Linked DNA regions of Homo sapiens: region 2 is linked to region 1. The links are chromatin contacts, found by Hi-C in ENCODE. All regions are on one chromosome and are shown on one strand. The core of a region is the stretch at or near the end of the contact, and the rest is flanking DNA. Distances in the headings are between cores, read along the strand shown. Region 1 has its middle 41 kb from the start of LINC01991. Region 2 overlaps LPP (LIM domain containing preferred translocation partner in lipoma).

Region 1 (2,731 bases), core at 230-2,729:
TTCAGTAAAAAGTCTTTACTTGGACCCCCCGGTGGCCTGCTTTGGCTCTCTCACCTTGAATTTCCCTTCATTTGACACCAACATGTGTGTTTAGGGAAAAGGAAAAGCTAACAGCACTTAACCTCTGTGTTCCTTGAGGGGTCAATTTTTCTGATGTTAATCCTGTCCAATTTGGGTGATTTTAAAAAGTACAAAGAAAGACATTTAAGCCATGCAAATTCCTCCTCCCAGAGATTGCCAGTAGTTAACATTTTGGTGAATATCCATCATCTTTTTAAAATCTTTTTTCTAAAGCTTATAAATAAATTTTTAATGGATTTGCACTGAAAAACTGCTTAGTAATTTGTTTTTGTTGCTTAATAATAAATCACAAATATCTAATTAGGTCGCAAGTTGATCAAGTGGGAGAATGAGCATATTTTAACAATGTTTGATCAGTTGAGTAACACACAGGTGATGAGATTCCCAAACATTGCTTTCCATTGACTGTTTTAAGGACCCAGAGAAGCCATATTACCAGTCCTTGCCCGGGCTCTTCCGCTTCTAACATGACCATGGCTGCAACATGGTTAAGGTATCAGTAATTATAATAGCTCGGAATAACAGCTTACATTTTGCTAACCTCTCTTATAACACACACACACACACACACACACACACACACAGAGTAACATGTCAACCATTGTGATCAATAGGCAGAGAAGGAAACCTCACATATCTCATGTTCCTTGCACAACCCTGGAAGAGAAGCAGGTTCATGTCATTATTTTAAAGATGAAAAACTTGAGGATCAGGGAGATCATGTGACAGGCCTGCCTTTTGGGTTTTTGTTTCTTTGTTTGTTTGTTCTTTTAGTAACATCTTTAGAAAGAAAATAAAGAAAAATGAACCAAAGTTCAAAGAGGAGTTCTTATGATTGGAGATTAGAAAAAGATTTTACTCATTCATACTAGAGAGACTAACACATTCTTGGTCTTTCATTCCAGACCACTCTTTATACCTACCACACTGCTTCCTGACTTAAAACACCTTTGAAAGTTTTGGTGATTTTAGCTAATTTAATAGAACATTTTATGATATATACATATAAACATGCTGCGTTCTTTCCTGCCCCACCTCTAGCAGCAATGAGTGCTGACGGTGCATTCTGCGGCCTCCACGGATGGGCTGACTGCCTGTCACGTCTGTGAACAAGGTTTAATTTGATTAACGTGGGCTACCAGTCAGGACGACCTCCCCTGCTCAGCGACGCAAGGGCTGCTGGGTATGGCTGGCTGGAGGGCCAGAGAGCAGTTGTGATTCATTTCTGCCCCAGGCACCCACCTGGCGGGCCTGGTGCAAGTGCCGTGGGATCAGGGGAAAGTGAGAGGCCTGGCAGGCGCCTTGGCTGTGAGCTGAGCTTCGGGAGTAATAGTGAGAAGAGGGATGAGGGCAGCAGCTGCTGAGGTTGATATTTATATAATGACTCTCTGTGTTTTGAGGCAGGAAGTGAAACTGAGGTTGTGCTGAGACACTTTCCTTCCCCCATACCACTGCCCACGGCGGCTCCGGTGGGTGACCCAGGGAGAGCCACAGCAGATGCAGAGCAGGCTCCAGCCCCTTACTGGGGTGTCGGAGCTAAGGCTCTGTAGGGTCCAAGAGGCTCCCCTCCCTCTCCGTATGATTGTCCCTCCTTTCTCTCCACTTAGTTCTGCCTTATGGTGGAGACAGCATTGCTGCACCCCTGCAGCTTTGTAGGATTGCCATAATGGACTGTGGGACAATATCTACAAAACACAAGGCCAATCACGCATCTCTGGAGAATTAGCATTAAAACTCTTTATTACTTTCCTATGACCACTTCCAACACCACCACCACTGGTTTTTGTGGATTGTTTTTCCCTGACTTCTATACCTGCCTCAAGCCAACTTTCTGCCTGGTTTTTCTTCCTTCCTTCCAAGCATTAATACCTTTTGGAACCACCTCAGACCTCACAGTAAATGTCCCCTTCAGTGCTTTCCTTTCCTCTTGCTTAAGCCCAAGTTTAGGAATTCCATTCTTTCCTGTCTAAAACAAAAAGGCATTTTAATATAGATGATGTTCCATCCAGAGAGGCCTTCCTATTCTGCTTCTCACTCTAGTGTTGGGAGATTATTTGAAACATGGAGTGTTCACAGCTGAAAAGGACTTAAAAACTGTCTAGCCTCTGCTTCTCAATGACTGAAGGAGAAGCAAAGACCGTGTTAGAACTGAGGATCCCAAGGCCCTACTTCAGACCTGCTGAATCAGAATCAGCATTTTAACAAGATCTCCAGATGATTCACATGGACATTACACTTTGAGAGGCACTGTCTTATCCCAAGATGCTTATTAACAGGTGGAAGAAATAAAGGCCCAAAGAGGAAAACAAACAAGCACAAGGTCATCAGCAAGAGAATGCCACTAAAATAGAAGTTAGAAGTCTGTTTAGTTCAAGTCCCTTCCCTCTGCATGAGGCCTTAATAAAGACATAGTTCCAATGCCAGCACTGTGAAACAAGCAAAGCAATCTCTCCTCCCTCTTTATTTTTACTCTAAACTTCATCTATGGGTATGTTTTCAATTTATTTTACAAATAGAAAGTCAATACTAATGATTTCACAGCACTGCTTTCGAGCTCTTGTCCGTCTAGGTTGCCATGCTAGTTGCTGAATTCCATAGTCCACTGTACTTGATCAAGTATACTTTCCCCACAGTTTATTTGAAGTGAAGC
Region 2 (2,939 bases), core at 310-2,809, 510 kb after region 1:
AAATCATTCCACTATAAAGACACATGCACACACATATGTTTATTGTGGCACTGTTCACAATAGCAAAGAATTGGAACCAACCCAAATGCCCATCAATGGTAGACTGGATAAAGAAAATGTGGCACATATGCACCATGGAATACTATGCAGCCATAAAAAAGGATGAGTTCATGTCCTTTGCAGGGACATGGATGAAGCTGGAAACCATCATTCTCAGCAAACTGACACAGGAACAGAAAACCAAACACCGTATGTTCTCACTCATAATTGGGAGTTGAAGAATGAGAACACATGGACACAGGGAGGGTAACATCACACACCGGGGCCTGTTGGGCAGTGGGAGACTAGGGAGGGATAGCATTAGGAGAAATACCTAATGTAGATGACAGGTTGACGGATGCAGCAAACCACCGTGGCATATGTATACCTATGTAACAAACCTGCACGTTCTGCACATGTATCCCAGAACTTAAAGTATAATTTAAAAAAAAAAAGTAAAAAAGACATTGATTCATTCATTCATTTATTCAGGCAATGTTTGGAACTCATGATGTGCCAGGCACTGTTTTAGGACCAGGAATAAGCAATGACCAAAGTATTTGCTCTCCTGATAGATTATAAACAAATAAATATATAATAGCTCAAGCTGTGAAAGTCACAGGCACACAGAGACACACACATCTCCAACATATGCAGCAAGGTAATGAGATAAAGAATTCCTGGCCATTTTTTGTGATACAGGATAGATGTAATGGTTTCCTATCAGTTTTATCATTTTTAAGGTCTCTCTTCTTAGAATAAATTATTTTATTTGTTTCTTCCGTATGCCATTTAACAGGGAGGGGAAGTTTTCTGCCAGTTTTGCACCCACTGTTTTTCTTTTTCAGTAAGAGCCTTCTCATAGTCTGCTTGAAGGCAGCGGTCTTGCCACATGTGTTCTATGCATAATAATTTCAGGAGAGTCTTGTCCACAATGCTTGGTTGATTACGGCTTGTGGGACACCACTTAAATGACTAGAAACAGCTCTCTTTAATAAACACACTGGTGTTGTCCATCATTTTAAGTGAGCATGAGAGCCCAGCTTCATTTTGCCACTCCAATCTCACACGGCCTAGAAGAACTAGTGAAAGTAGCAGGTGGTGTTTGACTTTCAGTTTTTCTGAAATGTGTCTCTTTCTGCCACTCTCCAGACGCCGTGCCAGTCAGGCCCTCAAGGTCAAAACATCATGAAATTGACCATAGATTATCTCAGCCTTTTCTTTTTAAAAGTGTCATTGTAACCTGTTGGTTACTGTGTATGTCATTTAACTTCTCTGTCTTTAGTTTCTGAAGTAACTGGTTTTACATTGCCATCAAAAGGCTTCTGTGGGTTTTTATTTTTCTTTGTTTTTATTTGTTTGTAAACAATCTCCTTTTCTAAACTCATTTCCCCAAATTTCCTTAATTTTTCACGGACTGATGAAAATGTTTTGCTGCTTCCAGAGCTTGTCAGCTTCTCTTTGTGGCATTGCTTTCATTGTTGTTCTCCAAGTTCCCACTCAGCTCCTGCTTTCTTCAAAAAACCCTTTGGTTTCTAACATCTATGTTTTCAACATGGCAATGGAGTGAGTTGCCCAGGGAATGATTGGACCGTGATTGTTTTCATGGCTTTCTTTTGCCTTTTCTCCATGTCCTTTTTAGCTCTAAGCCTCATTTGTAAGCTTTCTAGAAATGTGGATTCTATTATAGAACTTCTGTTTTTCTCATTTTTGTAGTTGCTTTCTCAAGAGCAGGTGCTGGTGACCACAGGACGAGTGAGAGACGAGATGGTGTCTCTCCTTTAGCAGTTGGCTTAATTAAGGAGGTTTTTTGAAGTGTATGGGCTTCAAAAAGTCTGACATGTGATTTGTGGCCTGTGTGGTCTAACTCTGATTCCTTTGGATACAGAACCTTAGAAAGCCTTGAGAAAAACCTCAGAGATCATCTATGCAATCAATTCTGGCTTTACCTGGAGGGAGTTTTATAAAACACAAATGCCAGGGCTTCAACTTGAGAGACTCTGATTTCATTGTTTTGCAGTGGGTCTGCACATCAGTAGTTTATAGAAATTTCCCACATGATTTTGTGAAACCAGGGTTGAGAATCACTTGATTTTACAGGGCATATATAAGGTCCAAAGCAAAAGTGACTCTTGGCTGGGCGTGGTGGCTCACGCCTGTAATCCCAGCACTTTGGGAGGCCGAGGTGGGAGGATCATGAGGTCAGGAGATCGAGACCAGCCTGCCCAACATGGTGAAACCCCGTCTCTACTAAAAATACAAAAATTAGTCAGGCATGGTGGCAGGTGCCTGTAATCCCAACTACTCAAGAAGCTGAGGCAGGAGAATTACTTGAATCCAGGAGGCAGAGGTTGCAGTGAGCAGAGATTACACCATAGCAGTCCAGCCTGGGCGACAGAGTGAGACTGCCTCAAAAAAAAAAAAAAAAAAAAAAAATTAACCTGTCATGGTGGCATGTAATCCCAGCTACTCCAGAGGCTGATGCAGGAGAATCACTTAAAACCCGGGAAGTGGAGGTTGCAGTGAGCCGAGATCGCGCCATTGCACTCCAGCCTGGGCGACACAGCAAGACTCCATCTTAGAAGAAAAAAAAAAGGTGACTCTCCGGGATTCTATAGCAGTATGGCCATAGAGTAGGGACAAGAACATATGCCTCCTCATTTACCATCAGTGCTATTTCTATTTTGTTTACTACCATTTACTCTCATTTGATTGTGTCAAATTATCTACTGTTGTACTGGGGGGCCAGAGTGGATTCCCAAGCCTCAACCACATAGAAGAGTAGATTGGAGGTTGTTTTCAAACTATTCAACATTATCAGTGGGTTGAATTTGTAAGCTATCAACTCAAAATATAAAGATAATTTTTATAACAGGGTCTATATTGGATTGTAAAAAGAG

What was found. Hi-C counts contacts between places; a loop is a spot of excess contacts on that map. Pooled maps may share reads with other maps.
Region 2: a map with no recorded cell type shows a loop between it and region 1 (14-fold over the local background). The contact joins two enhancer-like sites. A Hi-C loop is called at or near these places in 10 of 37 single-sample maps with no recorded cell type and 4 of 50 pooled maps.

Annotation. Positions count from the first base shown.
Region 1 is chr3:187,934,537-187,937,267 of GRCh38, forward strand. No RefSeq gene overlaps it. Among named protein-coding and RNA genes, the nearest start is that of LINC01991, 41 kb to the right of the region's middle. Within about 2 kb of position 1,480, at least 2 of the 41 ENCODE cell types and tissues checked have a DNase peak (open chromatin) inside an H3K27ac peak, as active enhancers do.
Region 2 is chr3:188,445,157-188,448,095 of GRCh38, forward strand. The region is part of intron 4 of LPP (LIM domain containing preferred translocation partner in lipoma); the gene reads left to right. Among named protein-coding and RNA genes, the nearest start is that of LPP-AS1, 120 kb to the right of the region's middle. Within about 2 kb of position 1,560, at least 2 of the 41 ENCODE cell types and tissues checked have a DNase peak (open chromatin) inside an H3K27ac peak, as active enhancers do.